4 separate regions of the Mus musculus genome follow, and all the other regions are linked to region 2. A link is a loop called in an ENCODE intact Hi-C map of the cell type or tissue named here. Cell type or tissue: heart. All regions are shown on one strand. Each heading gives the region's core, and the rest is flanking DNA. Links, peaks and the distances in the headings are about the cores only.

Region 1 (3,296 bases), core at 450-2,949, 150 kb before region 2:
ATTATATGCAAACATGTTAGACGAAAAACAATTCTGGTGCTTTTTTGTTTTTTGTTTCTGTTTGTTTTTAATTGGTAATAATCATTCAATCAAATGGAGATCTTAATGGTTGGACATACACAAGGCACACACACACATACAGTAAAATACTTTTCTTTCTTTCTTTTTTTTTTTTTTTTTTTTTTTTTTTTTGGTTTTTCGAAAACAAGGTTTTCTCTGTGTAGCCTTGGAACTTGCTCTGTGGACCAGGCTGGTTTTGAACTCACAAAAGATCCACCTGCCCCTGCCTCCCGAGTGCTGGGACTAAAGGTATGCACCACCACCAACTGGCTGAAAACGCCTATTTTTAAAAAATAAAAGTTAATAAATCAACAATTTCAAATTTATGGTGTGGCAAAATGTGGTCTTCTAGAAAGTATCCAAGGTTTAACTTAAAAATTAGCCTCCCCCATTTACTTAGTAAGATTCTGGAGTTAGTATTTTTTTTTTAAACATGCATTTTAGTAGGAACTAACCTTTTAAACTCAAATTAGGACTGGGGATGTATCTCAGGAGGTAGAACACAGGCGCAAAGTCCTACATGTGATACTTCAACACTCCCCCCAAAGTCCAAGGAAGCATTATGAGTTATTGTCACTACAGAGGGACTTGTTAGGCAGAGGGAGGGCCTGGCATGTGGAGATGCCTGCCTAGCATGAGGGAGAGAAGGCTCTGGAATCTGACAGTTGCCTAAGCCAGAATATTAGCTTTACAACTTCCTGTGTGAAGTCATTAATCTGCCTGGATGTTGGTTTCTTCATTTATAAGATGAAGATAATGTTACCAGTCAACTTTGGAAGGCAACTTTGAGAAGGAATAATTTTGAGTACTTAAAACCTGCATAGCATACTGTATGCATGCTAACAATCCAGGGAACAGTCTCAAAACAACAGTATGACTGCAACAACTGGCACTTCTGGAGACTTCCATGAACTGCTCAGTGTGGCCAGCCTTGACTTACATTCTTTTCTTCTTCTCTATACTAATCAGTTACTGACAGCAGACATTTGTGGTACGCAGTTAACCTTGAAATTGCATCCCTTATGTAAGAATATGGGGAAAAGAATGACCTGCTAATTTTATATATATATATATATATACATATGTATGTATATATGTATATATATATATCCTATAGTTTGGAGAGAGGCACGGCAAACACGGTCATTTAGTTCTTCGGAAATCAGCCATCCGAAGAACATAATTCATAAATCAGAGGAAAGTTCTGAAGCTATGGGACCCCACAACCAATCTCAAGTCATCCAACTGCAGAAACCTCTATAATGCCTTTCACTCATTCCTGAAAGCCTGGCAAATGAGTCACCTAAAGGGTTTAGGTAGAACTACAAAAAACAGTAAGTACTTTTTGACAAGGAACTAGGGGACATGGAAAGGAAGACAGAAGGGATGTGCACAGTGGCCAAGATGAAGGAAAGGCAGGAAAGTTCTCTCCAGGCAGCAGAAGGCACGCAAAGGCCCGACAGTGTTTGTAAAGAGCAGATCTGGCCGCTTAAGTGACATTATCCCATAGCGAGCTGTCAAAAGGGCGCCTTTCGGATGATGCACGGCTCTCAGCAGGGCAGCACTGCGGGACCACGGAAGTGTCACCGCACCCTAGCTTCAGAAGAGCGCCGCCGCAGCCTGCGGCCACCCGGGGCTGCGCGGCGCGGACTCGGAGGGCGCCCCCGTCCGCCGAGCTGCGTCGTCGTCGCTCGCACTCAGCCCCGGGCCTCTGGCGCCGCGGCCCGCAGGAGGGCGTTACCTGTACAAGACATAGGTGGGCGAGTCCAGGCTCAGAAACCCGTCGTCCATAGGGGACGCCGCCGCTTCCCCGGCCTCAGCCGCCATCTCTTCTTCCTGCGGCTGCTGTGCTGGCGGCGGCGGAGGCGGGGGCGGCGGCTGCTCCGGCTGTCCCGGCTCGCCGCCTGCCGCAGATTCCCCGACCCCCTCGGTGGCCGCCATCTCGCCTCCGTCCGCAGCAGAGGTGGTGGTGGAGGCCCCGCCCCCTCCGCGGCCCGCCCCGCCCCCGGCGAGGCCCACTTCCGGTTCCTCGGGTCCTACCATAGAGGCGTGGGGTAGAGGGCCCGGCCCGGAGGCCTGGCCTGAATACCTACTGTCCTCGCTGCTGTGTTTCCAGGGCCCCCTTCCCGAATGCAGGTTTTCAGAGGCCTTTAGGTGCTAATTGGCAAGCAGTGTTATTAGTTGTTGTTTCCTTTGTTGGGTAACTTTTCTGTTTCCTTGCTTTTGTTTCTTTTTCAACGCTTAGGATGGAACCGGAAGACTTGCACATGCTAGGCATGTGCTCTACCACTGAGTTACATCTCCAGTCCCCAGCGGCCCCCTTCTTTTGGACCATCTTAGGAGTGTGAAGAATTGCAAACGGTGCACAGCCAGCCACCTCTTTCCCCCCTCAGGCTTCCACTTTAACCTTAAAAGGGTCTTTACATTCTTTCACACTTTACATGTTTTTCAGTGCTAGGCGTTTATATAATCCTATAATAAAATAGCAGCATTTTATTAATCCGGGGGGTGTCTTTGGAATTAAATTTGGATCTGTGCAGAACTCCTTTCTAAATATAGAGAATAGATATATTCAATTAACAAATATTTACTATACAATAGGCACCAGGTTCATTCGCAGCAGCGCAAAGACCATAGTGTCTGGTCACCATATATTCTAGGGAAGGTTCTTAAATCAGAACCGATTGAGGCAAAGTGGGAATAAAAGAGACAAATGTCTTTATAAGCATACTGTCCTTTAATTAGAAAAAAATCCAAGGATGGTCATGGGCCTTGGAGGTTTTATAGGGTAGAAAAGGGACTTTTGGGATTCCAACAGAGGTCGGTATGTGATCTTAGCTGAAGTTTCCCCACATCCTAATAGCCCACAGGTGTTATCAGTCAAACCAACTTTTCTGTGCTGAGTTTCTCAGTGCAGCTGTGCTAGTGATCAAACCCAGGATTTAGAAATGCTAGTATTGGCTGGGCAGTGGTGGCACATGCCTGTAATCCCAGCACTTAGGCAGAGGGGCAGAGGCAGAGGCGCAGAGGCAGAGGCAGAGGGGCAGAGGCAGAGGGGCAGAGGCAGAGGGGCAGAGGCAGAGGCAGAGGCAGAGGGGCAGAGGCAGAGGCAGAGGGGCAGAGGCAGAGGCAGGTGGATATATTATTTACTCATTACCTTGTGGTTTGTGTGTGTGTGTGTGTGTGAGAGAGAGAGAGAGAGAGAGAGAGAGAGAGAGAGAGAGAGAGAGAGAGAG
Region 2 (3,296 bases), core at 263-2,762:
TTGATAAAAATCATACTGAAATCTATTCTAGAGAACTATATCAGGAGGAGAAAGGGCGGGGGCCTTAAAAATGCTTATAGCCAAAGTTAACTTTCTATGAGAGAAGTTTAAAGATCATTTAGATGTAACATACCACACAGCAGCATAAAACGGGCACCTTTGATGAGGTGGAAAAATACTAAAAGCTAATTCTCTTTTTCCAAGTACAGAGAGCATGGGTACTTTCTACCATGGAGGTGTTATCTGTCCCCGTGACACAGAGTCACAAAAGACAGCCAACCCTTGGCTTTAAGGGTCTCTCTCTGATATCTTTAAACTTTACCATGGGCGGGCAACTCAGTGCCTATGATTGAGTAGAATCAAGCTGACAGAAGACGCTGCCTTTATAGATGTCTAACCTAAAACCCTCCCTGGATAGACTTGGGGTGACTAGCTGCTTGGAAACCTGAGCCCACAATTAGTTTAGCTATGCCTACAGAAGGAGGAAGACAACCTGAAGAACGTAATAGTCTTGCTCCTATAAAGAGACCTGGTAGCGTAATCTAAAGATTATATGACACAAGAAGATCTTGGTTCCTTTGTAGGTTGAATCTCTAATATTTGCTTTCACCATTCCCTTTCACTGTTTTTCCTTAATATATAGTCTGTAAGTCCATATGACATTCTCCATCCAGATAGGAGGCAAGGCACAGTAGGAATGAATGTATTTCCGTTTTTAAAGAGGGCTGCCTGTCAGGCTGCCTGGACTATAAAAGCCACATTATAATTTACCACACGCAATCTTAAGTACCTGGTTAAGAACCTGTAATCTACAGGGCTTGGTGGGGGCAGAAACAAGGCAGACAGCGAGCATGGGGCAATGAATTCTCAAGAAGAGAAAGAATACTCCAGTCGGAGAAAAACAGCTTTGGAAATGCCGGCAGACGGAGCAGGTATCAGGAGTCAGAATAGCCTGCACACCCAGCCTCCAGCACAGACTGTCCCCAACTATTGTACCTGCCATCTGCAGGAGCTTGCCCAGTTCCTGGCAATATAGCCTTTAGGTCCTACTCGGGATATGCCTTCCCAAGTTTTCCCCGGGCTACTGCAAATTCACTGAGTTTTCCGAGTCTAGCCATTGGCTACATCGGGGTTTGGTGAGACAGCTTGTTCTTTGCTGAAGTCTCTGCACCTACTGAGTATTAGTGAGCGAGTAAGTGGACTAGCTCTGATCTCCACGTTCATAAGTGCTAGATGATAATATTCAAGCAGAGGAGGAACCTTACTTAGCTAGTGGGCTCAGCAAAGACCCGGATGTTTTCATTTATGGTCTTCTTCTGCCCTCTGCTGGCTGGTGTTGGGAATACCCAGGACTCCAATGTTCTACAACGCTCAGAAAAGGGAAGCATTTGCTGGAATCCAACTGTACAGCCAATCTCACCTTCTCCACACATGTGCACACAGTTTTTACACTGCGGCATATTGTGACTACACCGAAACTTGCTTATCATAATAAGCAAATAAAAAAAACATACATAAAAGAACACACTTGTTATAGCTCTCACAGGGTCAGAAATGACATTTCCTATGATCTAAGAGTCTGAGACTTAGAATGTATGTTTCGGTGGCTTAAAACACAGTGGCTTGCTCATAATCTCATGTTCCAAAAACTGTAAACATTTTGTAAGTTTGGTAAGAATTGTTCTCAGCTTTTAAAAACGGTGAGATCCTATGCAACACAACCCAGGGAATCCTCCCATTTGGCTATCCTACTTTTGAAAAATAATATTTTTCATCTTCATGAAAAAAAATTGCTTGCACCTTTAGAAATTTCATTTTGCTGTAGACATTTGGGGAGAAAATGTTCAAAAGTAAGCCTGGGATTTCCTTGGGTCAAGAAGTGTCCAGCAGCCGGGCATGGTGGCGCATTAATCCCAGCACTTGGGAGGCAGAGACAGGTGAATTTCTGAGTTCGAGGCCAGCCTGGTCTACAGAGTGAGTTCCAGGACAGCCAGGGCTACACAGAGAAACCCTGTCTCAAAAAAAAAAAAAAAGTGTTCAGTAAACTCTAGAAGGACCCAGTGTTTCCACAAAGAAGGCTTAGAATTCGTTTTCGCTTTGCGGAATGCACGTGCTATGGGCCCCTATATCTGTCACAAGGGGAGAATGTGAGGGCCTTGCTTCCCTGATCCCATGGGGAGTGCCGGGCCCCCTGCTGCCATGCTGAAGCAGACGTTTGACATGCACACTTGAAGTTTCTGTTTGTCTCACCTTCGATGGGAAGGGTGCAATACTGACTCCCTTCCAGCTTTGCGGGGCCAAGGGATGGGACCTATCCCAGCTCCCCCAAATCCACCTTGGGTCTCTCTCTGCCTTGAAACTGTTTATCCTTTAATTCTTTGGGAATCTTTCTGTAACTGAGTTGTAACATTGTGTTTGTTTTGTTTTGTTTTGTTTACTTTTTGTTTCCAGAAGGGTTGGTTCTTGCCAGCTGCGGTGACTGTGGACTGTGACCACCTGTCCTCTCTTTCTTCCTTTCTTTCTTTCTTTCTTTCTTTCTTTCTTTCTTTCTTTCTTTCTTTCTTTCTTTCTTTCTTTCTCTCTCTCTCTCTCTCTCTCTCTCCCTCCCTCCCTCCCTCCCTCCCTCCCTTCCTCCCTTCCATCCTTCCTTCCTTCCTTCCTGTCTCCCTTCTATCCTTCCTTCCTTCCTTCCTTCCTTCCTTCCTTCCTTCCTTCCTTCCTTCCTCCCTCCCTCCCTCCCTCCCTCCCTCCCTCCCTCTCTTTCCTTCCTTCCTTCCTTCCTTCCTTCCTTCCTTCCTTCCTTCCTTCCTTCCTTCCTGTCTCCCTTCCTTCCTTCCTTCCTTCCTTCCTTCCTCTCTCCCTCCCTCCCTCCCTCTCCTTCCTTCCTTCCTGTCTCCCTTCCTTCCTTCCTTCCTTCCTTCCTTCCTTCCTTCCTGTTTCCTTCCCTCCCTCCCTCTCCTTCCTTCCTTCCTGTCTCCCTCCCTTCCTTCCTTCCTTCCTTCCTTCCTTCCTTCCTTCCTTCCTTCCTTCTCTCTCTCTCTCTCTCTCTCTCTCTCTCTCTTTCTTTCTTTCTTTCTTTCTTTCCTTCACTATTAGGTGTTATCCATCTTGTTCTTTGATTTATTTTCTATACTCAAGAGTATTAATTATTGAATTAATTAGTATTCACCAATTCACTAATTGCACACAAAGTCATTGTATGGATCTTATTTCTGTGATTACTTTATGGGGGACAGACTGGGCTAGTCTGAGCTGTGTGTTTCTCCTGGAATCACACAAGCCATAAAGACGACCCT
Region 3 (3,296 bases), core at 417-2,916, 180 kb before region 2:
TGGCAGCACACAGAAACTGTCTTTATTGGGGGCTGGAGAGGTGGCTCAGCGGTTAAGAGCACTGATTGCTCTTCCGAAGGTCCTGAGTTCAAATCCCAGTAACCACATGGTGGCTCACAACCATCTGTAATGAGATCTGACTCCCTCTTCTGGTGTGTCTGAAACAGCTACAGTGTACTTACAATCTTAAAAAAAAAAAAAAAATTCTCACCCACTACTCATACTCCAGTACCATATATGCATGTTCAGTCCCCTATGGTCTGGGTGAGCATCCTCCAAAGGCCCATTCATTAAAGACTTGGTCTCCAGCTGTTGGCACTACCAGACAGCAGCAGAACCTCGAGGAGGCAGAGTCTGCTACAAGGAAGCTTCTGTCAGTAACACGTGACCTAGAAGGAGACACTGGGCCCTCAGCCTGTGTCTCTGTGCTTCCAGGATGCCAGGAAGTAAGATGACCTCTCCCATCATGGTCTTCCCCTCTTCAATTTTCTCTTCCACCGCTCTCTCCCGCCACGACGAGCATAATGACCACAGGCCATAAGCAAAGAATCCCACGGCTGAGCCCAAGAAAATCCTTCCCCTTTAAAAGCTGACCATAGCAAGAAAGGCCAGCAACACTGACAAAATGCTGCAGGAACCCAGAATTCATATTTTTCAATCTACTTATTTTATACACAGGAGTGTTCGCTTGCATGCACACTGTACAATATGTGCTATGTGTGCCTGGTGCCGAGGGAGGTCAGAATACAGTGCTGGATTCCCTGAAACGGAAATTATGGACAGTGGGGAGCTATTAGGGAATTGAACCCAGGTCCTCTGCAACGAGTGCTGTTAGCCACTAGCCATCTCTCCAGCCTTAGAATCCATACTATCAGATCTATGCGGAACCCTCTTTGCTTGGCAATCGATTAACACACCTGTTTCTTGTGGACCGCCCAGGCAGCCCAGAGCTTAAAGAAGTGAGTATGTGTGGTCGGCAGAGCGGGAACTTCCGGCACTGTTTAAACACCAAGGCTATTTGATAACGGTGAAAAAGGACCAGCTGCTGTATGTCGACTGCTTAGGTTAGTCAAGGGAAATAAGTCAACTAAATGAATTGCCAATATGCAGAATATTTTACACAATTCGAGAAGGAGCTGGTGTCACCCAATTCAGACTAAATTTCATTTCCCGATAACTATTTAAACAGTCTGGATGTTATTTAGTTTGGACAGGCGAAGGTGGGGGCGGGGGGCATCAAATTTACTAAAGGTCTAAAACTGGTTTTTAACAAAGAGGGGGAGAGAAAGCGAGAGCATGGCGGACAGCCTCCGCTCACATGGTTCAATAGCAGCTCCCGGTGCATGGTACTGGGATACCATGGATACCGGGAGAGGGGTTGCGTGGTGAGCATCCAAAGGGAATGCATGGTGCACCCGGAGGAGGGGTGCGCGGTAAGCACGGGAGGAGCCAGCACCAGTACCCGGTTTAGTTTTCATGATCCCCATGAGAGGATCCACTTTGGGATTGGGTCCGGGGGCTCAGGAGGGTCAGGCTTGGAAAGGCCCCACAGAACCCTGTCCCGCTTCACTACGCCCCGGAGCCTACCTGGCGACCACCAAATCCGGCTCGCATTCCAGGACGCCTGCGCGGCCGGAAGCGGTCGGAGACGAGCGTGAGGCTGCCTCCTGGTGGCCGCCTCTTGCCTTACAGTGGACGCCCGCGCCAGCGTAGGCGCGGTCATCCATACCCTGGTCCTCATTTCCTCTAGCCAAACTGGTGAAGGCCAGGCTGCAACAGCAAGGTTGAGCCTGGGACTGGGGACCTCAGAGGGGCTGCTTCCTGATCTACAGCTCTACACTCTCTGCAAAGCGGTGGCTGCCAAAGAGTGATCCTCAGAAAAGCAACACGAGCAAATCGCAGAGTGAGGCTCAGTGCACTGATAATGCCTCTGGCTTTGAAAACTATGTGACTTTGGAGCTTTGGCCTGAGACGCCAAGCTGCGCGTCACAGATTTCAGGGCCAAACCTCAAGTCATGCGAAGGCTGGAAGGTCTCAGCGTGCTACACTAGTATTAGTACTGGAAGTGAAATGGGAGGGGTAAGGTTGGGAAATGGAAAATCAGACATATCATCTACTTCTAAACTGATTTATTTTCCAGATTTGAAATCAAAACATACAGTGTGTGGGTAAAAACAAAAACCATCTATGTTTATTATCCAAACTCTAAGCATGCTAAAGAACCCAGAATCTTGATCTAGGAAGCACTAGAGGAACCGACAAAACTCCCTTCAAAGAATCCCTGTAAGCAACTTTTGCTTCTCAGACTGACAAATGCGTTTGTGTGTGGTGTGCCAGAGAACTCAAAGGCCAGGAGTGATAGATAGACTTGCTGGTAATTGTGGTCCCCCAGATACCAATGCTATATGAACTAAACTCAGGTTCTGTGGGGCCATCTCTCCAGCACCAGGGCTATTTATAGTAGAAAATATACCTGGATGTATAACAGCAAGTATTTCAGAAATAAATTATAGGCATTATATAAAAAACACCATTAAGAACACTGTTTAATGAATAGTTTCAGTTTGTGAAGCTTTAAAACTTCTGGTGATGATGGAGGTAATGGTTGTAAAATAATGTGAATATATTGGATGCCACTGAAATAAACACTTAAAAATGACTCAGATACGGGCTGGAGAGACCCCCTCAGTAGGTAAGAGCATTGGTTGCTCTTCCAGAGAACCTGGGTTCCTGGCATCCACTTGGCAGCTCACAACCACCTGTAACTGAGTTCTAGAGGATTAGACCTCCTCCGCTTCTGCCCTCTGAGGGCACTGCACACACGTGGTGCTCAGACATATAAGCACGCAGAACACCCAGCCACATAAAATAAATTCCAAAGCAACCTGTTACAAAAGGACTAAAATCAGGAGGTGTGTTATATAGAGTTTGCTATAATAAGTGATGATGCTGCAGGGGGCCACAGAGATGGCCAGCAGGTCAGCGTGCTTGCCACCAAGCCTGACCATCTAAGTTCAGTTTCCTAGGACCCCTCCTAGGGGAGGGGAGAAGGATTCTCACCATGTCATCCTTAGATCTCCAAATGCACACGCATGGACACACACACACCAAATAAACGTGACATTAGGTGATGCTGTGATGATGCATCCTGACATGAAGAGCTATTCATGGCACATGGATGTAGTGCTTTTGATGCTAAGCATCCCGCATAGGTCCACGTGGTCCTCTGCGGGGCAGGCTGCTTTGGAAGTGGAGCCCTGTTAGAGGATGCGATTCCTTAACAGGCCTTACTTCCT
Region 4 (3,296 bases), core at 514-3,013, 970 kb before region 2:
TTACCACAGTCAACGGTATTTCCAACTGCCTTTAAAACGTACTCAGCCACCAAAGTGCAAGTACAGCGCCTCTAACTTTACAACCAACCAATCCTCAACCCAGCCTGAGAACGGCTGCAGCATTTTCAGCGATGCCCAGCATCCTAGCTCCCCGAAATCTCTTTCGTCCTCTGAAGCTTCTCACCAGGACCTTTTTTTTTTTTTTTTTTTTTTTTTTTTTTTTTTTTTTGTCATCGCTGCCTTTCACACGCACAGACACACACACAAAAAGACTTCCCAATCAACCCTTTCCAGGGGCGTAAAAATTAATATCGCCCCACCCCCCAAACTAAGCCAATTCTAGCTATACTGTTCTTCTCCGTAGGCCTCTACCTGTCTGGAAGTCACTGGAAGCTGAAAATGCCGTCACCTGCCTTCCACAATCACACGTGTGACAGCTCAGCAGAGACCACCATTTCTCACCAGCTGCCAGGGACCTGTCATCACGCGATCCTCTTTTACCAAGGCTGCATTTTAGGACACTGCGGGGCCAAGAAGGGCGGTGGAGCGACTTCTTGCCCACAAGGGGAAAACGCTACAAATCGCACCTGGCCTTATCAACTGCCACTACCCGGTGCCGCTGCGTCGGAGCCGGGGTGTCGACGCTTCGAGAAAGCGACCCAGGCAAACCGGGATGCGCAGACTGCGGATTCGGGGCTGGGTTCAGAAAGCTTACAGCGAAGACAGAGGACGAAAAGCACACGGGCAGACAGAACATCCCGAACTTTCGGGTACACAGCGGGGACCCGGCTGCGGGCAGCAGAGCCGGGAACACGGTTGCGCGCACACAGCATTGACCGCGGTGGGAGGATGGCGCCCGCCTGCATCTCGGCTGGGATGCGGTGTACTTGCCTGAAACTCAGGGATTTGGTCTCGGCTTGCGAGTCCTCTTCCTCCTCGGGGTCGCCCTCGGGACCTCCGGCTTCGTCCTCTCCGGCGCCCGAACCGCGCACCGCGGACCACGTCCACTTGGCCCACTGCACGGGCGACAGGATCTGCCAGGGACTGAACGCCATGAGCGCGGCTGCCGCCCCTGCGGTGGGGGAACGGCGGCCTCTTCCTTCAAAATGGAGGGGCCTTGACAGGCGCCGGCAACGTCGCCGGCGACCCGCGGATGTGGCTCAACGAGCGCCGTCGGGCCGGGCGCAGCGCTTCCTCCCACGGCCCCGCAGCGCCGCTCGCCCCCGCTCCTCCGGGCCGCCGCGCCGAAGCTCGCCCCCGCGCGTGCCCGCTCGCCCGCCCGCTTCTTCCCCCGCCAGCCCTGCTCCGCGTCGCTGGGCTCTGGGGTCCGCTCCCGCCTGGAGCAGCCTCGGCCGCCGCGGAGCCGCGCCCCTGGAGCCGCCCCCTCGGACCGAACTACTGGCGCGGCGCGCGGGGGCGGCCGCTTGGAAGCGCGCTCCCCCCGCCGCGCTGGTCGCGCCCGGCCTTGGGCAGGGGCTGCTCGACCGCGCTCGCCCTCCCCGCGGGATCCGCGCCTGCCGCGCGCCGCGCGCCGCCGCCGTCCATTTCCGAGCGTGTGCGCGCCGCGGCGCTGTTCCTCTTCCCCTTTTATCTGTGTTTCCTGCCGCTAGGACTTAATGGCGTGGCTGAAGCTGCGCTGTACAGAAGTTAAGCCCCTTATTTAAAAACAAAACAACTCAGAACCTCTGTAGAGTGTTGTACCCGATCCTTGACACTGGTCAGCGCCATCCTTGTTACGCCCAGGATTTGGAAGGCTCCCAGGTTACAGAAGAATTGAAGTTGTCTTGCCCTCACCAAGCCACACTCATGAGGGCTCCGGAGTGCCCTGACCTGGGATAGATGCAAAATTGCCCCCTGATAAGACGGCCTGAGCCGTTTCCTGTTGTTCTTTCTTTTCATAACTTTAGGCTTTTTTCAGATAATTCCTGGGTCCTTGGTTTCTGATGTCCTTTGCTTCTTCAGTACAGAGCCATCAAGATCTGGTGACAGTCTTCAGAATAAGGCTTTTACCTCTGAAGGTGAAGAGAAGAATTTTCCCCCCTTTATCTTTGAAGGATTCCACTAAGAGACTGCCCCAGGTCCTCTCTCCCAGTGAATTCATTTCCTCCAAAGCCAAGTTTGAGACCATTAGCTCATCAGTGTGTTTTCCATAATACTGACATTTCTCAGTCTCAGAGAATCTGTGAGGTGGCTACAATTCCCACAGAGAGTGTGCCTCCAAAATTCAGAACAAAGTCAGGCGAAGATTTTCAGGATGCTCATGAGCTTACCCTGAAAGAAGCTGGCACCACGTCGTGTACTGCAGATGAATCACAAATGTCTTATACACTTCATAACAAAGACAAGCAAACATGTAAGATAAGGCTTGGCAGGTATCCTACCATAATAAAAAAAAAAAAAAGGCAGGAGTATACTTTAGAGCCCATTACTGCTTCTTGCCTGAGATAAACACGACTGTCAAAAGTGTTGAAAGACTTTTTTTTTAAAAATGTGAGCGGAAGTCATTTTGTTTTAGGTCTACAAGAACTATGCCAAGACTATCCAACTGTCGTTGTCTTGGGTTTATGATCAAGCAAATCTTCAGATTAGAAACCCCTGTAGCTTGAAAATAGTACCCATGTAAGTCCTTACCTGGGCTTGATCATTCCTCCTCCTCGAGACTGCTACCCTCTTTTTCCCTCCTCCCGATCCTCGTGTGCCTTGCATAGCTCCTGCACTCCAGAACTTCTCGGAATTACAGTTTGTCCCTCAGGGCTTTCTCTGCCTGGTTAATCCTGCTTCCCAAACCATCAGCAGCAGAGACCCAGATATAACCTTGATATGCCCAAGAACACCTAAGAGATGGTACAAACACAAGTCCACACTGGGGATGTACCCCAGAAGGGGCAGCATCTCCAGCAGGGCTCCCGGCCCTGAACTCCATTCCTAGCCCCGAAGCAAGAGGAAGAGGAGAAAAGGGACAGGGGTGTCTAGACAGTCTAATGACAGCCTCGGGGCATTGTCAAAGGGCAGACTTGGCAAACAATACTTAACGTAAGTCGACCATGGCTCTTAATTCCAGAACTCACTCTCTCTTTGCCTGCAGGGTTTTCTGCGTTCCTGAAATACACCTCTTCTCCCATCTGAACTCCAAGTTTCCCCGAAAGACCTCTGGCCTTGGCTGGTCAAACTTCTCTCGTCACTCAACTCAGTGACTACTGCGGGGAAACCAACTGGTCTATCTACACTTTCTACCCCCTTTATACATGAATATTCATACAGACCATTCTGTCTCACTTAGTTCTAAAACTAAGTGA

The links. A loop is a pair of places that touch in the nucleus more often than their neighbours do. Peaks named below come from ENCODE experiments on the same cell type or tissue, not always from the same donor. Only the 100,000 strongest peaks of a DNase experiment are listed, where the experiment ranks them.
Region 1: a loop joins it to region 2, with 3 times the contacts of the local background. A loop is called at or near these places in 12 of 42 quality-filtered maps.
Region 3: it touches region 2 in a loop (3-fold over the local background); 17 of 42 quality-filtered maps call a loop at or near these places.
Region 4: a loop joins it to region 2, with 5 times the contacts of the local background. A loop is called at or near these places in 7 of 42 quality-filtered maps.

Annotation. Positions count from the first base shown.
Region 1 is chr8:26,013,580-26,016,875 of GRCm38, forward strand. It overlaps Fnta (farnesyltransferase, CAAX box, alpha), which reads right to left and starts at 2,031. Exons shown (of 9, transcript NM_008033.4): 1 at 1,802-2,031. The coding sequence starts at 2,001. In heart, for the core only: CTCF peaks have their summits at 1,715 and 1,915; a DNase peak (open chromatin) is centred at 2,062; H3K4me3 peaks cover 1,551 bases; H3K27ac peaks cover 1,253 bases.
Region 2 is chr8:26,168,012-26,171,307 of GRCm38, forward strand. No RefSeq gene overlaps it. Among named protein-coding and RNA genes, the nearest start is that of Thap1, 11 kb to the left of the region's middle. In heart, for the core only: a CTCF peak has its summit at 1,339 (motif pointing left); a DNase peak (open chromatin) is centred at 1,300; H3K4me3 peaks cover 545 bases; H3K27ac peaks cover 617 bases.
Region 3 is chr8:25,992,500-25,995,795 of GRCm38, forward strand. It overlaps Pomk (protein-O-mannose kinase), which reads right to left and starts at 1,622. Exons shown (of 5, transcript NM_029037.4): 1 at 1,588-1,622. Gm31402 (a long non-coding RNA gene) reads left to right here and starts at 795. Exons shown (of 2, transcript XR_378826.3): 1 at 795-1,064. In heart, for the core only: a CTCF peak has its summit at 1,654 (motif pointing left); DNase peaks (open chromatin) are centred at 1,642 and 1,982; H3K4me3 peaks cover 1,295 bases; H3K27ac peaks cover 1,351 bases.
Region 4 is chr8:25,200,231-25,203,526 of GRCm38, forward strand. Tacc1 (transforming, acidic coiled-coil containing protein 1) reads right to left here and starts at 1,312. Exons shown (of 13, transcript NM_177089.5): 1 at 892-1,312. The coding sequence starts at 1,055. In heart, for the core only: a CTCF peak has its summit at 1,598; DNase peaks (open chromatin) are centred at 631 and 1,451; H3K4me3 peaks cover 1,629 bases; H3K27ac peaks cover 1,729 bases.